3 separate regions of the Homo sapiens genome follow, and regions 1 and 2 are each linked to region 3. The links are chromatin loops, found by intact Hi-C in ENCODE. Cell type or tissue: endothelial cell of umbilical vein. All regions are shown on one strand.

What was found. A loop is a pair of places that touch in the nucleus more often than their neighbours do. Peaks named below come from ENCODE experiments on the same cell type or tissue, not always from the same donor. Only the 100,000 strongest peaks of a DNase experiment are listed, where the experiment ranks them.
Region 1: it touches region 3 in a loop (11-fold over the local background); 2 of 110 quality-filtered maps call a loop at or near these places.
Region 2: it touches region 3 in a loop (7-fold over the local background); 5 of 110 quality-filtered maps call a loop at or near these places.

Annotation. Positions count from the first base shown.
Region 1 is chr1:188,702,854-188,710,853 of GRCh38, forward strand. No RefSeq gene overlaps it. Among named protein-coding and RNA genes, the nearest start is that of LINC01035, 200 kb to the right of the region's middle. RefSeq lists an enhancer at 3,587-4,786. In endothelial cell of umbilical vein, a CTCF peak has its summit at 3,973; DNase peaks (open chromatin) are centred at 4,118 and 6,498; H3K27ac peaks cover 3,712 bases.
Region 2 is chr1:187,472,341-187,480,340 of GRCh38, forward strand. LINC01037 (long intergenic non-protein coding RNA 1037) reads left to right here. Exons shown (of 3, transcript NR_132374.1): 3 at 4,680-4,882. Among named protein-coding and RNA genes, the nearest start is that of LINC01037, 33 kb to the left of the region's middle. In endothelial cell of umbilical vein, a CTCF peak has its summit at 4,491 (motif pointing right); a DNase peak (open chromatin) is centred at 4,511.
Region 3 is chr1:187,924,548-187,932,547 of GRCh38, forward strand. No RefSeq gene overlaps it. Among named protein-coding and RNA genes, the nearest start is that of LINC03121, 290 kb to the right of the region's middle. RefSeq lists an enhancer at 3,699-4,200. In endothelial cell of umbilical vein, a CTCF peak has its summit at 3,903; a DNase peak (open chromatin) is centred at 3,954; H3K27ac peaks cover 252 bases.

The DNA.
Region 1 (8,000 bases), 780 kb after region 3:
ACTGGGTAATTTATAAATAAACAAAATGTATTTCTTCCAGTTCTGGAGGCTGGAAAATCCAGAGTTAAGGGAGTGCATCTGGTGGGAACTCCACAGAGTCCCAAGGCAGTACAAGGTGTTATATGAGGAGGGGCCTGGGGATGCCAGCTCAGGTCTCTCTTTTACCCTATATAAAGCCACTAATGCCAATCCCATAATAACCCATTAATTCATTAACCCATGAATCTATTCATCTGTGAGTGAATTAAGTCATTAAAGACAGCAGGAACCCCATGACACAGTTATCTGTTTAATACCTCGCCTCTCAATACTGCCATATTGAGGATTAAATTTCAACATGCATTTTGGAAGGGACAAATATTTAAAGCATAGCATTCTGCCCATAGTCCCTCAAGACTCATGTGCTTTTCATATTCATCTAATCTCATTGCCCTAAAGTCTTAACGCGTTCCAGTACCAAGTCAAAAGTTTAAAGTTCAGAGTCTCCTTCTGTAAACCTGTAAAATCAAAATAAGTTAGTTACTTCTAAGACACAATGATAGTACAAGCCTGGCATAGGTATTCCTATTTCAAATGTAGGAAATAGGCAAAAGAAAGTAGGAACAGTCCCCAAGCAAGTGCAAAACTCCAAAAGACAGACATTCAATCTTAAAGGAGGAGAACAATTTCTTTTGACTCTATGTGCCATTTCCTGGACAGACTGGAGGTCAGGTGCCCAAGGCCTCAAGCAACCCTGTCCCTACGGCTTTACTGGGTGCAGCCAACACAGCTGCCCAAACAGGCTAGAGTCAAGTACCTGAAGATTTCCCAGGCAAGTATTGCGTATTGCCAGTGACTCTACAGTTCGGAGGTCCTGGTGGCAATCCTACTGTCATGGCTCCACTAGGCACTGCACTAGTGGTAAGTCTCTGACCCTGCCTTTCCATTCTGTTTCACTTTATTTGGGTCTCTCTATGGTAGCTCTGCCCCTGTGACAAATCTCAGGCTTGGCTCCCAGACTTTCAGTGACATCCTTTGAAATCTGCATGGAAGTTGCCTGACCGCCATAGCCCTTGCTTTCTGTAAGCCTGAATAATTAACACCATGTAGGTGTCCCAAGGCTTATGGCTTGTATCTTCTTGAGTGAAGGGTAATATCAGTCTCTACCTGGACCTATTTATGCAACAGCAGGTGTGGCTAAGAAGCACTGGATGGGATTTCAAGGAGCAGAATCTCAAAGTGGCTCTGGAAAGTAAGCCTATGGAGCAAGCTGTGGACCTATGCCCCAAACCATCCTACCCTCCTAGGCTTCTGAGACTGTGATGAGAGGGGAAGCCTCAGAGTTTTCTGAAATGCTTTTGGGGTCTTTCATTGTCTCTAGAAATTGCAGCTGGCTCTCTTCTTTTTTTTAAATTATTGATTCAAGGAGCACATAGTCTTCTTAGTTACATGGGTATTGTATGTGTAATGGTGGGGGTTGGCCTTTTAGTGTACCCATCACCCAAATATTGAACACTGTATCCAATAGAAGCATTTTCAGTGCACACATCCTTCCTACTCTCCCCTCTTTTGGAGGGAGTCCCCATAGTTTATACTCTTCATTTTTGTGTCCCTGGGCTAATTCCATTACCAAATGATCCCTGGGCCACATCCTTGGTTTCCTCTCCTGAACACAGGTGTTCACTATTTACATGACCAAGCTGAGAGTTTTCTAAACTTTTTGTTCTGCTTCCATTTCAGATTATAAATCTATCTTTAAATTGTTTCTTTGCTGCTGAATCAGTGCAAGCAGCCAAAAGTAAACGTGCAGCTCCTTCTAAATTTTGCTTAGTAATTTCCTCTGCTAGATATGTTAGTATTCATCTCTCTGAAGTTCATCCTTCCACAAAGCCCTTATGGACATAGTTCAGACAAGTTATTTGCCAATTTATAACAACATAAAGCTGGTCTTTACTCCAGCTTCCAATACCTTGGTTCCTCAGTTCTATCTGAGACCTGGTTAGAATGGACTATAGTGCCTATATTTTTATCAGATTTTTGGTCACAACTAATTAACCAATCTTTTTGAAATTTCAAACTTTCTCTAGTCATTTTGTTATTTTTTGATCCCTCACCAGAGTTACCCTTAATATACTATTTAAGTCAATGCGGGGTTTTTCTAGCCTTATCTTCTAAGCTCTTCCAACCTCTACCCATTATCCTATTCCAAAGCTATCCCACATTTTCAGATATTCTTTAATAGCAACAGCCCCATTATCAGCACCAATTTTGTGTCTTAATCCATTTTACTGTTGCTTATAACAGAGCACCTGAAACTAAGAAATCAATAAGGAAATTAAATTTGTTTCTTACAGTTATATAGGGTGAGAACTCTGAAGTTGAGAGACCACATCTGGTAAGATTCTTCTGGGTTGTGGGAACTTTCTGCAGAGTCCTGAGGTGGTACAGTGCATCACATGGTGAGAGGACTTATACAGTGAATTCAGGTATCTTTCTCCTCTTATGAAACCACTTACAGGCCACTCCTGTAATAATCCATTAGTAAACTAAGCCACGAATCCATGAATGGATCAATTCACTCATGAGAACTCTTCTCTTATCACCCGATTACTTTTTAATAGCCCCACAACTCTATACAGCCTCACTGGGGGTAAAATTTCAACATGAGTTTTGGAGGGGACAAATATATAAAATATAGAATTTGGGGTTTTTTTTCAGTATTGCTCTATCTACACCCATTATTTCTGTTTTGAAAAAAAAAAAAACAAAATGTTTCCTATGGTTGCCTATTATCTCTTTTCCATGCCATTTCATCCATAATTTGATTAGGATTTGGATGATCAAAAGATCATCCTTTCTGCAGTCCCTTGAACATCCTGTGCTCCACACTTCACTGGGAATTTTCTCATTTTCTCACTTTGCCTAGAATATTCCCACCCGATTTCTCTTTATTCTGGCCAACAGAAGGTTTCATATAATAATATTTCTTCAGAAAGGATTTCTTTTTGTTTCATAGATACCTCTCTCGTATAGGTTGACTTGGCATCCTGCAATCTTCCTTTCATATTACTCTTCAGTGTTAACGTTTCTCAATAACTTCTTGTTGCATTAGACTATACATATGATAAGAGCAAAAGCCATATTCATATTGTTCATCACTTTATCTCAAAGGACTAGAAAGTGACTAGCCTAATAGGAATGGATTTTTAAGTCCATAAGTTATAAATCTAAAAGTTTGGATTTAAAACTTTGGAGATTGAGTGACATTAGGCAATTAGAAAACAAAAGTCCTACCTAAAGAATAAACTGTCTCAGTTCACTTTTTGCTGTTATAACAGAATACCACAGATTGGATGATTTATACACAATATGTTTATTTGGCTTGCAGTTCTGGAGGCTGGAAAGTCCAAGATCAAGAGGCCAATTCCGGTGAAGATCTTCATTACCTATCACCTGTGGGAAAAAGGGGATGAATTCTTGAGACCACTGACCCACTCCCATGATAACTGCATTAATCCATTAAGGAGAAAGGATCTAATCACCTCTTAATGATCCCATCTCTTAATACTGTCACAATGTCCATTAAATTTAAACCCGAGTTTTAGAGAGAACATTCAAACCATAGTAGTGACTGAAGGTATATGAATCTGAGACTTTGGATTAAAAATTTGAACGTAATCAAACTTCCATTGAGACTAATAAAAATATAAAAGAGAGAGAGATGAAGAAAAAGGCACTTATACACAATATCATAAGTAAATCACTCAATATTTAGCCAATCAAAAATGAAATTTAAACAACAAACTTTTCACTTATCAGCATGAATAAATCTTACAAACATATAATTCATCAAAAAATTTACCCTAAGTAATTATGTTTAGAAACAAATAGAACTTAATATTATTCATAAATGTTTAAAATCTTTTTATTTTTGAGACATGATCCCACTATGTTTCCCAGGTTGCAGTACAGTCATATAGGGTAATCATAGCACACTGCCTCTAGAGGAGCCAGAATTATAGGTATGCGCCACCACACCAAGTAAATCCATAAATTTTAAATCGTGCACTGTTCTGAGTAGCTTGATAAAAATCTCAGTTACTGCTGCATCATGTCCTGTAAGTGAATCATCCCTTTGTGTAACTTATCCATGTTACGTGCTACCAGCCCCTTAGTCACTTAGTCATCATCCAGGTTATCAGATTTATTGTTGCAGTACTGCAGTGCTTGTGTTCAGGTAACCTTTATTTTACTTACTAATGACCCCAAAGCACGAGAATAGTGATGCTGACAATTTTGCTATGCTACAGAGAAGCCATAATGTATATTTCCTTTAACTGAAAAGGCGAAAGCTCTTGACTTAATAAGGAAAATAAAAAAATATATGCTGAGGTTGCTAAGATCTGTGGAAAAAACAAACCTTCTATCTGTGAAATTTTTAAAAAGGTAAAATAAATTTCTGCATAATATATATAGGGTTCAGTACTATTTGCAGTTTCAGGCATCCACTGGGGATCTTTGAACATATCTTTGGTGAACAAAGGGGGACTACTGTATAATAAATATGTATATATAAATATAGAAAAACACATATTAGCTATTTATGGGAATGGTAAACACTAAGTGTGCTGCCACTGCAAATTAAGGAAAAAAATTACAGAGAGGTGCCGAACAGAATTCAACTGTATCTTTAATGTTTTATGTATTAAAACAAAAGAAAACATGGATTTTAAGTATATAAGGCTTAATATTAGCAGTTGTAAAATGATTGGATAGTTTATGGATGTCATTCACATTATTCTCTATAATAGTCTAAATATTTGAAATATTTTACATTTTTAAAATTAGATAAAACTACACTTCCAAGAAGATGCATTAGATATATTTTCCCCTGTTCTTTCTGATATGTGCTGCTGAAAACTCTTGGTATTATGTATAAAATATAAGAAGACCCTGAAAGCTAAAAAGAAGTCACACTGGTTAGGGGTCTCAGAACAAAAAATTTGGAAACACAGTAAGCTTCCTGAGTATTATTTTTGCCTCATATATTTCATGCAGGATGCTGGAGAAGCCTAGAAGCAGACAAATGGACGCAGACAAAATAAGCCCCTCAAAAGCCTGTTCCTTTGACACAAACAAATAGGAAAGGGAAAGCCTAAGGAAACAGAGGTTTGAGAAAGTAACCTTTCTGTTACCACCAGACACCACCAACAATTGTCAAGTTAGTGTCCTAGACTTTCACATTTGCCAGGTTATAAAAAGATGTCCCAACTCCCCTGCTGGGGAGGTTTTGAAGGGGGCTGCATAGGGAACTGGAACTCTATCTCCACCAGGTAATAGCCAGCTCCAGTACTACGTCTTCCATGATGGCAATGGAAACCATGCAGAGAGCCTGGACTTTCACCCTCACCAGCATTAACAAGGACTCCCTCTCCGTCCCCAGTGTCGAGTCAGAGGACGTATTGGATAGAGTCAATACTTTCACCATCACCAGAGGGTAATAACACCATTCCCACTGCAGTATCAGTGGAGACTACTTAGGGAGCAGTGACAAGACACTTCCACCCCTCTTAAACAGCAAAGCATCATTGGATACCTGGTGGGGAACAGGAACTCCCATCACTGTCTAAGGTAACAAGGCATCATCCCCTTTGGTCTCAATGGAAACCCATTGGAGAGTCTGAGTTGCTATCGTCACCTAGTTATAATAAGGTGGCTCCTCTTCCCCAGCTGAAGGCATGTCAAATTATACAGCTAAAAAGAAAATATGCAAATAAGATTGAGAGTCTCATAACACAACACAAAAATGTCTTGATTTTAATAAAAAATCTGGTGTTATACAAAGAATTAGAAATATCTCAAACTGAATGGAAAAAGACAAGCATGGCAAATGCCAAAGTGACAGAGATATTAGAACTATCTGACAAAGAGTTTTAAAGCAGAAATCATAAAATGCTTCAATGAGCAACTACAAATGCACTTCACCCAACTGAGAAAAAAAATAGAATGTGTTATTAGAATAAAAATGGACACACTTGTGTTAAAAACCCTAACAAATGGAGGTGGAGAAGGCTGCAAGGGGAGGGTTTTCGTGCATGCATCCATAATAACAAGAACTATCACAAAAGACTGCAAACACCACAACCTTGCACAAAGGCCATCACAGGCTTACACACAAATAATACTTCTGTGAGGATATCTGCTTGGCAACTGCCTGTGCAGCCTTAGCCTGGTGCTATCCTTGCTATTAACCCTATAATTATCTCAAAATAATTATATAACCCTTCCCACTTTCTCTTTAAGAACCTTTGTCTTCCTTTACCTCCCTGAATATGCTCATTATTTACTATGACATGTATATTCCCATTGCAATATTCACTCTCAAATAAAAATAATTTCTTTTATAGAGGCTCTCTCTGTTCATTATCGAGGCTTTGACAAAAGCCTAAAATAGCTCTTAGATCCATACGAGAATTGACATCACAGAGCAAACAGCTGCCAAGAAAACTGAAGAGAGCGGAAAATACATTGTATTGTTTGTGGGGAGAGGAGGAGGAGAAGCCTGCTGCTGTAGTAGTATAAGTGCTAGAACCAAAGTGAGGACTGCCTGAAGAGTTAAAAACTCCCAGGACCCATTCCTGGTCTGGGGTGGGAGTGAATCCTATATTTTTTAAAGTTTTTTCCTCTGGGACCTTCACCAGGTTCTCATTGTGAGGATCAGAGGAAAACTTTGTCATGCTTTGAGTAGAAGAAAAAAAAAAGTACCACCAGAGGCTTTGGTCTACTGGGAAACACACACACACGTACACACACACACACACACAGAGAAAGAGAGAGAGAGAGAGAGAGAGAGAGAGAGAGAGAACCCCCTCTAAAGACTTAGTTGTATTATTGTAGAACACTTCTCCTCCCCAGTATCTTACCACTACAACAACAGAGCTCCAGGATAATAACGGTGAACCACAATTGAACAAGCTGCAAGACACAAAATCCATTTATGAAATCTCCAGGGAAACTCAAAGTTAACAGTGGAGAAAAAGCAAGGACACTAGATACTATTGAAGACTGATATCTACAGGTATAACAAACACTAAACACTTTCTAACTCCTAGTTAGATAAACATAAAATTTCACACTAAAGGACTGTTTATCTCAGTTCCTACTACCTGATGTCACATGTCTGGCTTTCAATAAAAAATTAAACACAAGCATGCTAAAAGACAAGAAAAAAATACAATCTGAAGAGAGGAAGCGAAGCAAGCATCAGAACCAGATTCAGATACAGCAGAGACATGAGGGTAAAGAGAACCAGGAATTTAAAATAACCGTAATTAATATGTTGATGGTTCTAAAGAAAAATAAAACAGCATGAAAGAACAGGTAGGTAAGGTAAGCAAGGAGATTGAAACTCTAAGAAAGAATAAAAAGAAAATCCTAGAGGCTAGATGAGGTGGCTCACACCTGTGGAGGCCAAGGCAGGCAGATCAACTGAGGTCAGGAGATCAAGACCATCCTGGCTAACATGGTGAAACCCTGTTTCTGCTAAAAATACAAAAAATTAGCCAGGCGTGGTGTTGCGTTCCTGTAATCCCAGCTACTCAGGAGGCTGAGATAGGAGAATCACTTGAACCTGGGAGGCGGAGGTTGCAGTGGGCCAAGATCGTGCCATTGCACTCCAGCTTTGGCAACAAGAGGGAAACTCCATCTCAAAAAAACAAAACAACAACAACAAAAAAACCCACAAAAATTAGCCGGTGTGGTGGCAGGGGCCTGTAGCCTCAGCTAACTGGGAGACTGAGGCATGGAAATCACTTGAACCAGGGAGGCAGAGGTTGCAGTGAGCCAAGATTGTGACACTGCACTCCAACCTGGGTGACAGAGCAAGACTTTGTCTCAAAAATAAAAATAAAAAATATAATAAAATGTTAGAAATTAAAAAAGAATTGCACAGAAATAAATAATTCCCTTGATGACTCACCTGTAAATCAGACATGGCCAAGGAAAGAATCAGTGGGCTTAAA
Region 2 (8,000 bases), 450 kb before region 3:
AAACAAAACAATATGTGTTATTTGTGAGCCGTACCACATGTTTGGTGATGTTGGAGAGCAATGTGCAAGGCAAGAAATGTTGCAGAGCAAGTTCGGGGGTAGAAAGATTCTAGAATGTGGAGGGTCATGTGGACTCTATTATATAATTTAGAATTTATTCTATAGATTATATAGACCCATGAGAGCACTATTTGTTTAGGTAGATTACTTTAGGGCTTTGAAAGGGATGAGACTAGAGGTGCAGAGAAACTATTTAGTATCGTGATGATGTAATCTGGGGAAAAAATGATACAGGCATAATTACCACTGGGCTATGGCCGTAATTTGGGAGTGAATAAGAAAATTGAGCCTAAATTTGCAGTTTCAAAAGAATAGAGATTAAAGGCAGAATAAATAGGGGGATTTCAACATATAGTGAAGTAAGGGTTTAAGTAGAGGGCACAGAAAGAAGAGCCCATAAAGATGACAAAAAAAAAATGATGAGAAAAACACTCCAACAATTAAGAGAGTGTTATAAAATCTAAGGAACAAGGAACTAACAAAGTTCTAATGATGTGGTAAAAATAAGAAAGATAGCTTTAACTATTAGATTATCCATCAATAACTTTGGAAAAACAGTTTCGGTGGAATACTATGGGTAGAATACAAATTTCTGTGGGTAGTGTAGTGGATAGAATTGGGAGTTGAAGACATGGAGATGCAGTATTGATAGTTGTGTCCCTGAGAGCACGTAGCCTGGACGCTGGATGTCCTGGATCCTCAGCTTGCCACTGGCCATGGCCAATGTTGTAGTGAGATATATTAAAAAGCAGCCAAATGGTTACGCATTATTATTGGCTAAAACTTTTACCCCAAACTCCAATGTATTCATCTACTGAAATAAACCAAATTGATGATGCAACTCCTCAAACGCAGACCTGCCTGTAAAAAGAGTTGGGTCAGTGAATTGTGGTGAGAAAGTGGGTATTAACTTCAGGAGTTGCACCTGTGATGAAAGAATAAGTGTGGAATAAAGTCATATATCAACACATTAAGTCCAAGTGTGGAATAAAGTTATATATCAACAGATTAAGACCAAGCAGGTGGGCTTTCTTTTTGTGGAAGGTGGGTTAGGAATGTTTATTTTTTAAATGTAGTGTTTTCTAAGCTATTTACAAATGTTAACTATTTAAGCGTTTTTTTTTAATTTAATTTGATGAGGTAGAAATTATTGTTGTAGACGAGTAAATAGAAACACAGAAAGAGTAAGTAAATTGCCCAAAGTCACTCACACATATTTGAGTAGAAGTGTCAGGATTTGAACTCAGGCAGTCTGGCTTCAGAGTCTCTGCTCTTCCATGCTGTAAATACACTATATTGTATAGGTTTTTTTAAATATGTATTTATTAATAAGGACATAGAGTAGTGAATTAAAGGCATCACTTGGAATCTCCTAAATCCAGTTTTGCTTAATAATAATTAAAGAGATCCTTTAATTAAGAACTTTAGGCCAGGTGCAGTGTCTCATGCCTGTAATCCCAGTACTTTGGGAGGCCACGGTGGGAGGATCACTTCAGGTCAGGAGTTCAAGACTAGCCTGGCTAACATGGTGAAACCTCATCTCTACTAAAAACGCAAAAATTAACTGGGTGTAGTGGAGCACGCCTGTAATCCCAGCTACTCTACTCAGGAGGCTGAGGCAGGAGAATTGCTTGAACCCAGGAGGCAGAGGTTGCAGTGAGCCTAGATTGTGCCACTGCACTCCAGCCTGGGCGACAGGGCGAGACTCCATCTCAAAAAAAAAAAAAAAAAAAGAACTTTAGACACACAATCACAGTTTAATTATAAAAAACTAAACTCACATCATATAATGAGTTCCTATATCAAGTTATCTATAATGTCAAAAATAACACACAGGGGCATTAAACTATTTATTCAAACCTAGCACTGAGTTTATAAAATAGATTACCTTCGAGAATAAGAAATCCAGGACTGGAAGAGAATGCAAACATTTTGGAATGAGCATTTAGAAAAATGAGACAATGTGATGGGGATTTAACTAGAGATTAGTATAAGGCATGTTAATCAGCTACGAAGTCTGACTGAGTCTGACCAGCATACATTGGCAGTGGACCAACTGGCCTGGCTTTATGACTCGACTTTCACTAGCAACAGTCAATAGAGCAGGAAGATATGTGCATATGTATCCATGTGTCTGTGTGTCAGGGGTTGAGGGAGCAAATGATCCTTTCTACAATCAGGGTTGCTGAAGGGAAAGGCAGTAAGGCAGATGGATAAGAGAGCAACTGGAATTTTAGGAATATATATTTACATAGTTTTGTACAGTTCAGTAATAATCCAGATAAATTGCTTAGGCCAGATGGTTGGTTTATCAAGCCATGCAGTGTGCCTTTTTGTATGCAAATGAAATGTCTACATATCAAGAGAGCCTTGGGCAGAATCCAAAATGGAGCAGCCAATTTGCCCTAAAAGGTGATAAATTTAGGACCCAGAGAGGAGAATACTGGAGGTTGACAATATTGTTTCCTAATATGTCCTAGTGATTTAATTTTAATAAATTGATGTGAACTTGCTGGTCATCTAATTGTTCTCTAATAGATGTATTGTAGAGACTTTTTTTTTTTGCATAAGTATGGCGCAGAGGAGGCTAATAAAACTAAAGTTTTCTGCAATTTTAGGTTGATTCAAACCATTTCAATTTCAATTTCTCAAAAGCTCATCATTGGGAGACAATTAAAGAGCCCCTAAATGATTATGAAATTGCAAATTATCACAATAGCCTCAAAGAAATGCCTATCAGATCAAAGTTGGGGAAGAAAGCACAGTTGAGTAGAATGAGAGAGAATCCTGAAGATAATGATTAAGCCAATGACGGCTACTTCACCTGAAATCTCTGCCACCCTCAATAAATGTGTGCTTTATCAAGTAATTCTTTCTCCTTTGACTAGGGTGGGATAGGGGAAAGGTGGCTCTCAAGTTGCTTCAAAAGAAGAGCTGGCAATTCAAATATTTTCTTGATAATTTAGGATTGGGAAGTCACGTTGCTGAGTTTTCTATGATTAGAAACTAAAGGAAAATTTGAAAGAGAGATAAAGTATAAAACAGCATAAATTATGGCTAAACAAAGGATTCCTTCTGGAAAAGGGAAGAGGATAGGGCAGAAATTCCATGAGTGACAGATCAAGCAGCCCCTGAAGTTGTTTTACAAAAAGAAATTAGTGATCTTGGTGAAGTGGGTTATCTAATCATTTTGGTAAACTCTTCGGTTCCCTCCCTTCTGAGCCCTTGCCACAAAAACTAAACATATGACCCAAGCCTCACCAAATATATTACTTCATTTGCCCGGCAACAATGATTGGTCCAAGGCATAAGCATGTGACCCAAGCAGGACCAATCACATTTTGTCCCCTGGGGTTGTTATTTGGTCATTGATAGGAGGAAATACTTTTACCCCTGAGGATTGCTAGACTGAGATGCTGGTAGTAATAGTAATCTTCCCTAGTCACTGGAGGTAGCCTGTGTGCAGTAGGAGAGAAAGAGATCTGTCCCACGGAAAGAGAAACAAAAGTCAAAATGCGAAACAAATGGAGAGGGGGTCTTCATTCCTATCCAAGAAGCTCTGACTGTGTAGCCTCAATTCTGTAAGCTACACTTGAAATCAGGTATTCTGACTTGGTTAATGACATCTTTCAGGTCCCAGTTTTAAGTCCTATACTCATCTAAACAAAATTAGCCACCCAAAAATCATGAGTCACTCCCCACCTCGCCAGTCACCCAAGAGTGTGTTCTTTGTAAAAAGAGCATCACTAAGTAAAATGGGAGCTTAAGAAATCAAATCATAGAAGGCTGTGGTCAGAAAGAAGAATTTCTGAATTGAAGAGCTTGATCACGCAGCAATTCTGAGAGATGGTGAGATCTAACAGAAGCAATGAGGTTGTTTAGATACTATCAATGCATACTTTCTGGGGTCATGAGAATGATATCTCAGAGACACGGGTAGAAAATGTCTTGTTGTTTCATTTAGAAAATCATTCAGAGGAAAAGGAAATTAGAGGTTAATAGGACCTAGCAATGAGGATTTTTAGACAATAGTATAGGAAATCAGAAGGGAAAAGCTGTTGAACCATAATGGAGGAGCAAAATACCAGATGAAGCAGCGATACGGTAATGAAATCTACAAAACACATTGAGTGTCAGGTACAGGCAGAACATTAGATTATTTCTATTTTAAATTTTATAGTGCAAGTGAAAAGTTGTTTGTTTTTGTTTTTCATTTTTGCTATTTGGGGTAACAAAGAGAACATTTATGAAGAAGAGAAAGACACTCCATTAGGAACAGAGTCTGCAGAAATAGTACAATTTATGTCCAGAGAGAACTTTGCTTGTGAGGGCTGCCTACTTGATGCGAATGTTGTTTGATGGCTATCACTTTGATTTCCACAGGAACCATAGAGATATTCCAAGACCAACGGTGTGGCTAAGTATAAAGTAATGGGGTCTCTAAATTAATGTCCACTTGGTGGCAGTAGACTGTGGTTTTTATTAATAACACTAGTCTTTAAATATATTTGTGGTATATTTAATTACCACTGAAATCTTAAGATTTTGCTACGCAAACTGTTATTTCCAATATGTACATATCTTAGAGAATCATTTATTGTAATTGTTTTCTTTTCCAGATGAGTCTATGCCCAGGACCACCAGATAATTGAGTCCTGTACAAAAGCTTCTGACTAAACAATGTGCTCTGGCTCAGGACTATACAGAGAAAAGACACAGTTTTTAAATTGATCGTTCAAAAGGAAACATATTTATGATATTTGCTCCATGATATGTATCTCTCATCTGTTAGCTCAGGCAGAATTAAAATGCTAGACAATAATGTTCCATGCCACTATGCTTACTCGGGTCTCTCACATTGGTGTACTTCTGGCACAAAGTCACATGACATTTGAGTAATAGCTGTCTCCCATGTGGACTTTACACCACATGATGTCAGGGGCCATTCATTCTATTCCAATTACATAAATCATAGATTAGGATAGGTCTTGGCAAGGACTGGGTACTATATGAATATTTTTGAGTAAATGTATGAGCACAAAATATTTTATGTGGTTATGTATCTAGTAAAACATGCAAGGCTAACATATCCTCTTTCATTAGACTTCAAGAAAACTCCAGCGAATATTTATCAGAAAAAGAAAACCAGGAAAAATGAAAGAAGTAATAAAATTAAAATCTCGTACAGACCAAAAATAAATGATACAGAGCATTTAGGTAGTCAGAAGCTGTGCTAACTGGTTTCCAAACAAGGTAAAGAACAGCCTGCTAGGAACACACTGTATCTCAAAGGGCAAAACAATAACGTCAAACCTTTCTCCTCTGCATTGCAAATACCATTTGCATTTCAATGACACTACACTCTAAAGAATATGCTCTACTAAGTTTGTTAGATAAGCCGCATGTGCTGTGTTTCAAATCACATAGTAATAAAAGTGTTCCAGTTCTTTGATAGATTTACGTAATTCCCTAACTGGACTACCATTGATTCCCCTTAAGAAAGGTATATAGACTCTCTATGAAAAATAGAGTTTCTTAAATCCAGCTTCCTATGTGGAAAGTATTATTACTTTATAGGAAAATAATTTCTAGCTGTTTTCCTGTTGTTCCCAAGAGTCTTTCCAATTTCTTTATATATCTGTCTTAGAATGTTCAATTTTCTCAAGCCCCTTAAAAAATCATTCTTGCTTTTCTACTCATTTCCACTTGTTAAACTTGACCCAGTTTTCTCTTGGTTTCATATTTTACCATTCAACTTTTATTCCACTCTCTACCCTCTCCAACTCCCCTAAATAAATTGTTTTTTCAGGTCATAATACCCCTATTTGTTTTTCCTACACAACGGGTAAGCTCAGATGGAACATTATCGAATGGTGAAAAGCATAAGTTTGTCTTAGGACACAAAGTTTCTAACAAAGATTGATTCTTCTCATATGAAATAACTGCTTCTTTATACTTTTCATGGCATTTTAGAATACAGGGTAGGATTGCAGTCCCTGAAATGTACCAATTCTGAATTAAACTAATTAATTAATTAATTTTCTTAGCACCCCACAGAGATTGTGCCATCACTTTTTTGTATCATGCTGCCCCTGATTTTCCTCCTAGTGGGCCCGAAACATCCATCTTTCCACGAGTGTGGTCAGGAGATTAGGACTGTTATAAATGAAGTGCAAAGAGATTTACTATTCCAAGCAGAATTTTGCAGTCAGTAAGATGTTAAAGATTATCTAAAGAATATCAAGTCAAATCCAGAAGTCTCAGCTGAAGGTGTTTCTTCTTTAACATACAGATTTTATACTGCCCATCAATGAGGGTAGGCCTTGGGACAGATTTATTCTAAGAAATGAGGATAGAGTAGAGAAAGAAAAAGTCTGAAGCTCTTCTTATGGGGCTGCAGAGCTGGGAGACTTTCAGAAATATGAGAAAGGAAATAAGAGAGGCAGATGACACATGAGTTTTCATGTTTTCTCTCCAAACAGATAGGCAGTCTGGAAAAGCTAAGGATGTGGGCTTTTGACTAGAATAATGTTTGGGACTCTGAAAGGGGTTTGCCTTGGATGACTGCCCTGCACAGCTTCAAGATGGCCACATCGGGGGAAACACAGTGGCACAGTGTGGTGACAGAGGGCTGATGTTCAGTATCTGAGTCATTCTTCATGTGTGGCATGAATAGAGCTATTTGTTCTAAGGAGGGACTTTGGAGGTGGCTAAATGGAGTTGGATAGTCTGCCATGTGGCCAGTTTTGTTGGTGATTCTGCAGATGAACTACCTGCACCAGGAGTCTGAGGGAGGATGTTACAGGAATGCAGAGAGGTCTACAGTACAAGTAGGAGTTAAAATGAGGTCAACTCTCAGCCTGGCATGGTGACTTGGGCCTGTAATCCCAGAATTTTGGGAGTCTGAGGTGGGAGGATTGCTTGAGCTCAGGAGTTTGAGACCAGCCTGGGCAACATAGCCAAACCATCTCTACAAAAAATAAAAAAATTATGTGAGTGTGGTGGTGAGCACCTGTAGATCCAGCTACTTGGGAGGCTGAAGTGGGAGGAGTGCTTGAGCCTGGGAGGCCAAGGCTGCAGTGAGCCATGATTGCATCACTGCAGTCCAGCCTGAGTGACAGAGCAAAACCCTGTCTCAAAAAAAAAAAAAAAAAATGAGGTCAACTCAGCCACTGATTACTGCTAGATGCTGACCAAGTTAGAGAGGACAACCCAGTGGATTAAACCTTTCTCCAAATTAAGCCACATTGCTAGCATGTCAGTGATGATCAAGAGGTCAAAGTAGTGAGTGAGGGCTAAAGAAGTGAGAGCACACTTAATATCAGAAATATTTCAGTCCATGGGCAAAAGGATATTCTTACCATGGGTAAGAGGAGGAAGTTTGCAGAAATCTGAAACACTGAAACAATTCTCTTAAAGACACTGGGAAAGGCTTCAGTGTCCAAACTGTTTTAAACCAAATGAGTCTGTTTTTAATTTTTTCTCCAACTGGAGAAAATTGAAAATTGTTTTGGTTGGGGCCAAGGGTGAAGGAGTCTTGAAGAACATTGGATCAGATATACCAAATGACCAATTTGATAGATTGATTGATTGACTAATTTTTTTTTAAACTTTTAAGTTACTATGGGAGTAAATTCATTACTTTGCTACAAATGTTGTGGGAAAGTGGACAAGTCAATGCACTACTGTGAATACTTATTCACTAATTCACGTTTCCATTTGGAAAAATAAAGGAGTTGGGCTGCATAATTCTTAAGGTCTTCTTTAGTTGAGAGAACCTATATGTATTTATAGTCTGTCCTTCTTATGTAGAGAACACGAATGTCTAATTATTTACATTTATTTTTATGATAGAATTAAAACGATGTATTAAGCTGGCCTTTTTTCAGACATACTTGCAACCAGAGTCATCAATTTTGAAGACAGCAACCAAGCCAAGC
Region 3 (8,000 bases):
CTTAATTTTTCTCTGTTTTCTCTTTGCCATTTTAGTGTCAGAATTCTGTCCCAAGTCTGGAAACTAGAAAAGGATTCATTCAAATCGTGTTTCATAGAACAAACCAAATCAATCATCTAAGAACTGAGATAGGAATTTCACCTCAAGGCAGAATTTATTTAAGAAACAAGTTTTATGTGCTAAAATCTGTTAGATTCTGTAGGTGTAACTTTGACTAAAACTAAAATGATTCTGCCATTATTTAACGTAAAGGCAACGTGAGATGAAGGCCAATTACAAAGGATTGTGTTATAGATGCTAGAAAATTTTTAAAAAACAGCAAACTTTTTTCTGTATTCTCATGGCACTTCTCACACCAAATGTGTGTCTGTTCCATACTAAGCAAGTCTCCAAATCTTCAAATACTAATTGGTATCCTATAATTCAGTCTAATTCTGATGCTGTCTACCAGGAGTTAGTATAGATTCCACAAGTAAATGGATTAGTCCGTCAAGATTGGCTCCACTTCAGATGCCAGTCTTGAGCCCAGGCCTCCCCACTTCCAACCAACCAGCTGCAAATCAGGTCTTTCTACAACCCCTTTCTTGGGTTTGATAATTTGCTAGAATGACTCCCAGAACTCAGGGAAACACTTTACTTACATTTACTGGTTCCAGAACCTCTGTGTGTTCAATGACCCAGAAGCTCTCCGAATTCTATCATTTAGGATTTCTGTGTATGTTCCATCACACAGGCATGATTGATTAAGACATCAGCTATTGGTTATTGAACCCAATCTCCAGAGCCTCTCCACTCCCCAGAGGGCAGGAGGTGGGACTGAAATTTCCAACCCTCCAATCACATGATTGGTTGGCAAACAGTTCCCATTCTCCAAGATTCACCTCATTTGCATAAACTCAGGTATATTTTAAAGGGACTTATTATAAATAATGAGATGATCCTCTCACCACATCACTCAGGAAAGCCCAAAAATGTTAGGAGCTCTGTGCCAGGAACTGGGGAAGAAGACCAAATATGCATTTCTTATTATGTCATAATATCACAGGTGCTATTTGAGAGAATAATGGGATGCTATAAGCCCATTCTGACCATTTTCTTCCTTGGGAAAATTAATGTAGATTTCTCCAGATTTTTGGTTGTGTGCTCTGTTTGCCAACTAGCCATTGAAGTTCAATGTATTCATTCATTCATTCATTCATTCATAATTCACATTATATTTCAAAGAGTATTTAAACTTGTATTTTATGCTAGCCCCTATGCCAAGTGCTAGGTAAGATGATGACAAACTAAATAGGAGACCTCACCTTGGCTAATCCACAGTGTGGCATAATTGATATGAAGAGAAAGACCAGCTTGATATGTGAAAGGTTGACAAAGAAATTACTTTGATTATGTTGCTCTCTTATTTTGACTGTTTATCTGGAGATTGAATCTTACCCTTATAATGAATTTTCTTTGGTAAACTGTGGCTGAGTCAGCCCCAGCCGCTTCTCAGTTTCCTCTTCTGCCCCAGCTTCGTGTCCTCTTTCCCTATTCTTTCTAGTGTCCACTCTACCCCAATAGGCAATCAGTTATGTTCTGGTCAATTCTATCAAATCATGTACTAACTTGATTCACTAGTCACATCTAAAATAGAGTTTCACCAATCTCTAAAGAGTGGAATGATGTTAGAAAAAGTAAAGTAAGTTTTGTGAAATAAACAGAGCCAATAATAATATAAATCTATATGTAAATATATCTTATTTCACAAAATTTTCTTTAAAAAGGCTTTATGTTTATAAGCTATTTTGGGTAATATGTGTTAGAAAATCCTTATTCAGTGGAAATATTCGGTCTGCAATCCATTATTGGCATAGTGCTATGGCAGTGATAATAACTGGTCATTTTATTTGTGGTAATCATTTGAAAAATGTATGGAATCAACTTTGGAATTTCTGTATCACTTTACAGGCTTTGCATGTTAAAAAGGAATGTAGAAATTGATGCAATATTGGCCAATATATGCAATTCTGATGGTAGAGATGATAAATAGTCTTCCCAGTTTTGTATTTCCACTTATATCCTCTAAAATTATCCCTAAAAAATAGCTATTCAGTCAGTACATCACAGTCTTTGTGCATCTAGAAGTGGACATACGACTAGTGGTTTCTTGTTTTTTTTTTTTAAACTAGTGAAATATGAGCCAAAGTGACGTGTGTCATTTCCAGGCCAAGGTTTTTAAAAAAGTTGGTGTTCATTCCCCATACTTTTCCTTCAACAGCTAGAATTATATTAGATGTGGTCTTAAACAGAAGAAGCCTCATACCTGAATCACCACATGAAAAGCAGTGATCTGTGCACATCGAGCAATGCTTTGAACTCTGACATTAGCCAGAAATACTTTTGTTTTATTTCAGGTATTAGAGACTATATGTTATAGTACCTAGTATTACCCAAACTAACAACTCTCTTGGTACATACTGTGACAATACATTAGGAAGAATTGAAAATAAGGTTTTTATTCTTATTCAAGCAAAGCGAGTCTCACATTGTGAATAAACATTTTTGATGCGAGGGAAGGATTTGAAAGGATATTCTAGTGTGAAACAGCACTTTCTTGAGCTAGTCAGAGAGGGAGAAACAATTGAATTTGAGTTTTTGAAATGGGTATTTGAACTCTTAATGAATTGATGTTTTTCCAAAAGTATGTTTTATCAAATATGATTGGAAAACAATGCATTATGTATCCAACCTCTAGAGTTACATGTGCATTATCACATTAAAGGTTTTTTTGTTTTGTTTTGTTTTGTTTTGTTTGAGACAGAGTCTCACTCTGTTGCCCAGACTGGAGTGCAGTGGTGTGATCTTGGCTCACTGTAACCTCCACCTCCCAGGTTCAAGCGATTCTCCTGCCTCAGCCTCCTGAGTAGCTGAGACTACAGGCATGTGCCACCACACCAGGCTAATTTTTTTACATTTTTAGTACAGACGTTGTTTTACCATATTGGCCAGGTTGGTCTTCCAACTCCTGACCTCATGAGCCATTGTGCCCAGCCCAGATTAAGGGTTTTAAAGACCTGAAAGCAAACTGGTATTTCTTAATCTCAGCTTTTCAAACTTGCCTTACAGGGCAACTCTTTTCCCCTTGTAATACCTGTTAATATCTCACTGGAATATGTTTGGAGAGAAACATTGGAAGTACTCGCTGTAACTTACTCTGAAGTGAAGTTTAGCTTCACATAAGATTACCATTCAAGCTGATTACCAAATGTTATTGCTTGGAGCTACTTTTACAACAGGGAATGGTGGGTAACATCTAGGTCACAGGTGTCAGAGTTCAAGCATTGAATCCTGATTCTATCTCTCACTGCTAGCTGTATGAATGGGGACAATTTCCTCTGGTCCTAAATTTCCTCACTGTAAAATGTGTTTGTTATGAAAATTAAATTAGTTGATACACATAAAGATCTTATGTGTAGAGCACATAGTAAGCGCTCAACAAATATAGATGGTATCTGCACCTCTCTTTAAAAAGTCTAAAGCTACAGAGGAGTGAAGAATCCCATATATTAAAAACAAACAAACAGAAATGAAAACAAAAACAAAACAATCATCAGCTCAGAGGGTAAATGATATACCAAAAATGGATACACCTTTTTTGCCAAATAAAAACAAGAGATACATTATTGAAGAAGCAAGATGAAAAGAGAAAACAAAGTAAACAAAATCCTAGTACCATTTGCATGCTTGTAACATTTTCCCAGTGTTAATCCATTTTTTTCTTCTGTTTACCACTTCTTTCTCTTAAAATTACTGAAAAAAAAGAGCCTCCAAAATCCTCAAGAATGGTTGATACTTTGGAGAATGGAATAGAAAGAAAGTAGGAAGGAAGGAAAAGCTGCGAAAATTCTTCTGTGTTTCTCAGAGGAATGAGGCACGTCAGAAATGGGAGGCGGCAGCCAGAGGGAGCCCGTAGCTTAATTAAGTCTCACAGGAGACACTGTGATTGCATCTTAAGTGAGGGGAAGAATGAATACAGAATGGTTCCAGGGCAGTTTGTATCAACAGGGGACCCCTCCCCTTGTTTCTTCTCTCTGCCTTCAAAAGTGTTTCTTAAATACCAATATGTTGTCTTCAGCTTTGTCTTTTTTATTTTTTTTAAGTTTCAGAAAATTAAGAAGATTAAAAAATGAAATTTGTGTATAAGGGAAGCTCACTTTGGAGACATGAGATCATTTATTCTGGAAAATCAGTGTCTGGGGGAAACAAAAGCAGCAACAATAGTCAGGCAGACATTTAAGTGAGGCTTTAATCTACAGGCTCAGCACAGATGAAGACTGTGTATGAAACAACAGATCAAAAGTAGCCAGTCCTAGGCAAGAGACTTCACACAGCATAAAGTGTGTAGAGAATTTGCGACCTTGGAATTAGGCATGTATTTACTTATCTCTTAATGCACTGCATGGAACTTTACAACGAGTGGGAAAGCATGTGTTACAGGCATTGATCAAATATCTATCAACATGTCTCAATTATTTATCCATCCTATTTGAGCCAAACTATTACACTCATGCCAGACAGGGATAGGAAAATGACTCTGTAGTAACTGCAGATAAACAGCGAGTGCGATGTTGTGCATTTTATTTTGTGAATGGTGACATGCCATGTTAATCAAAATAACCACATTTCACCTTTCAGCTTTCTTTAAATTGAAGCCCTTGAAGTCTTTTTGGATCTTTTCTTTTCTCCTGGAGAGCTAAAGCATAGCTCCCTACATTTTCTCAGGTGTGCCTATGGTTGTAATTATCACTGTATGCTGATGCCACTGATTTTCTTCTTAGCCCAGTTTTGTTCTCTAGCTCCTGCATAATTTATTCAGCCATATCTATTCAGGTAGGACCAAAATAGAGCTCATGATCTCCAACCCCAATGCATTTACTTTGCAAATCAATAAGTTAGAAATTACCTATGACACCTCTCTGTCCCTCATCATTTACACAAAATTCACCATTGATTCCTTCTACATGTCATTAAATAGTCATTTGAAATATTAATTTCATGATTATGTAGTATTTTATCTTTGTTCTCGAATGTATTTAACCATCTTCTCTTCCGGGTATTTAAGCTGATTCTAAGTTTTCATTATTATATGTAATATATAAAATAATAAACATTCACTAATGTATTAAATAATATAGTATATAATTGATTTTATTAATTACTAATTATTTCCCTATTGATAATTTCAAACCTCCTAGAAGCCATAAGTTACATTCATAAAATTGGTCTTTAACAGGAAAAAAATGATGATGCCAAATGTTTTGATTACTTTTGAAATTCAAATAGTTGCAAATGTACTCATTGTTTACACATTTGTAAATGTTTTCATGAAAAAGTCAAGAAAATTTAATGTGTAAGAGACCCTTAACCAATATTAACATTTTAGAACTACATACATCATTACAGATTGCCCCTAAGGATCACAGGTGTTTCTTTTGTTGACTATATTAAAGAAGACACTAGCTTTGTTAAAATATTTCTTTTATATTGGAAAGAATATTTGGAACATATGATATAAAAGTGGGTGAAATACTTACAATCATATATCTGGAAATAATTCTCTTTATAACAAGTATCTACCAAGTACTAACTATGATTAGGAACTGTGCTAAGTGCTTTGCATGAGTTGTCTCTCGATGATCTAATGCAACTGGTACCATTATCATCACATTGTAGAGAAGAAAAATAACCCTCATGGTAAATATTTGTCCAAGGCTATTAATGACAAAGAGAACATGCTTTTAATATCTGAGTATCCTGCTATCACTTAGTATTGAAAAATATTATTTAGAATACTAGATACAACTAAATTCACAATTCACCACCTTCTGAAAAGAGAACCAGCTTCAGAAATATAAACAACAAAAATTATTTCATCTTGATTATCTACATCTTCTGTGTGAGTCAGTTTATTCATAATAACAGGTTTTATAAAATTGTTGTCATGAAATACTAATAATATATAATTATAAGTGAATTTACTAATGGGAGTAAATGCAGGACCAATACTTTTGTATATCTGTTTTCTTACGTGTAACAAAGTAACATGGAGAATTTATAGCTCTGTTATTACTTTACCAAATTTCTTGCTCTCAATTCCAAATTCTACTTTTTCTGAATTAGCACATTACCTTTCTTTTCATGAACAAGTAAACAAAGGCCAGATCGGTTATATTTCTTTACCAAGGCCAAGAACTTGAGTCAAAGACCCTGATACACATGCAGAATATAATCATTTCTACTCCCCATTGCATCCTGCTGTCACACATTAACATCTTGTTGACTAAAACTTGACTCATATGATGCTATGAAAAACCAGTAATTTTCAGATATTAAAATTCTCTATCACAGGAAAGTTACTTAAATATTTAAAAAGTAACTGCTCTTTTTTCTGTCTTCTACAGCTGCCATTTTCTGTAAATATTTATAATTTCATTAATTCTGTTTAAATCAGGAAGTCATCCTTCTGAAAAGGACTTTACTTAGAACTACAGGTTGAAAACTAAACATTTCCCACCACATAGATTTTTCTTTATGAAAATGTTACAGTTGAGAATATGAACAACACCTGACCTCTGTTATATTTGTCATTGCCCTGACTCAAGGAAGGGCAGACACTGAGTTTAAGTACAGAGAGCCTATAGTCAGGTATTTCTCTAGTATAACAATTCTTTTCATATTACATAAAGGATATGCCTTCACTTTGTAAACAAATCTGATTATATGGATAAAGTGACCAGCATCTGCTGAAATCCCCTTTCTAACTTACCAAACTTAGTGGTTTGTGTTGTGTACTTACAGTTCTATTTCTACACATTTGCATTTGCAGTGCATTTAATGGTCAAAAACACATACTATTGTATATTACTGTAAATAATATAATTAAGATGCAGTGTTTTATTACAACTAAATATAATTCAGTTTTTCTTTTATGTATACTCAGTAATATGTATGAGATCTTTCCAAATTAATATGTTTGGATCCATCATATTTACTTTTACTGCTACAGAGGAATGTCTGAAGTTTCTATTTCTGTTTTTTCTGGATTTCAATTCCTCCAATAAAAGTGTCCATCTTGTCATCTATTATACAACTATCCTGGAGGTCCATTTCTACTGTTTCTTATGTTTTTTCTGGTTTTTAATAATTTAATTTTACATTCTGGTATCATTGTTACTTTTTACTGAATGCCAGTCCTTTTGTGTTAAAAGAAAAAAAAAAAAGCTGGGAGTAATTTGTGACTCTGAATACTAACTTTCTCCAGAGGAAAGCTTAGCTTATTCCAATGAGGAATTGAGCTTACTCGTAGCTCTGTTTCAGTGGTTGTAGCATTTGCCTGTTTTGATGCGTCGTTACTCCTGGTATGTAATTGGTCACATCTGAAAGCCTGGAGAATTTGCCATGTCCCTTCTACCGTAGCAGGCCCTGAGATTGATTTTTTCTTCCATGCCCTGGAGACTGATGATAGGTCTACTTCGTTTTTCAGACCCTGTGCTGCTTTGGCACATGCCTCATGTTGAAAAAGTTTCAGTCACATCTCTTCATGCGCCTTCTTTTCAATATCTTCACTCTGAGTGCAAACTATCCGGGTAGATCTCTGATGCCTTGAAACATAAATATTTTTCTAGCTTATTTAGAGTTTATTGTGTATGTTAGTCCTCCACAGCCAAAGTTAAAGTACCTTCAAATGGCTTTTTAATACTTAAAAGGTGTCCTTTTCAAATAATATCCTAATCATGTACGATTCACAAAAATACAAATGTAGGCAATATTCTAAGTTGGATAGGAAATCATACATATCCACTGCCTTTAATATTTTAAGATTTTAAATTGTATATCATTTTTATAAGCAATATAGCAATACCTATCGAATTTTGGAATGCTCATATATATTGATTCAGTATTTTTTCTTCAAAATATGTATCTTAATTATTATATACACATACAAATGTACCATATAA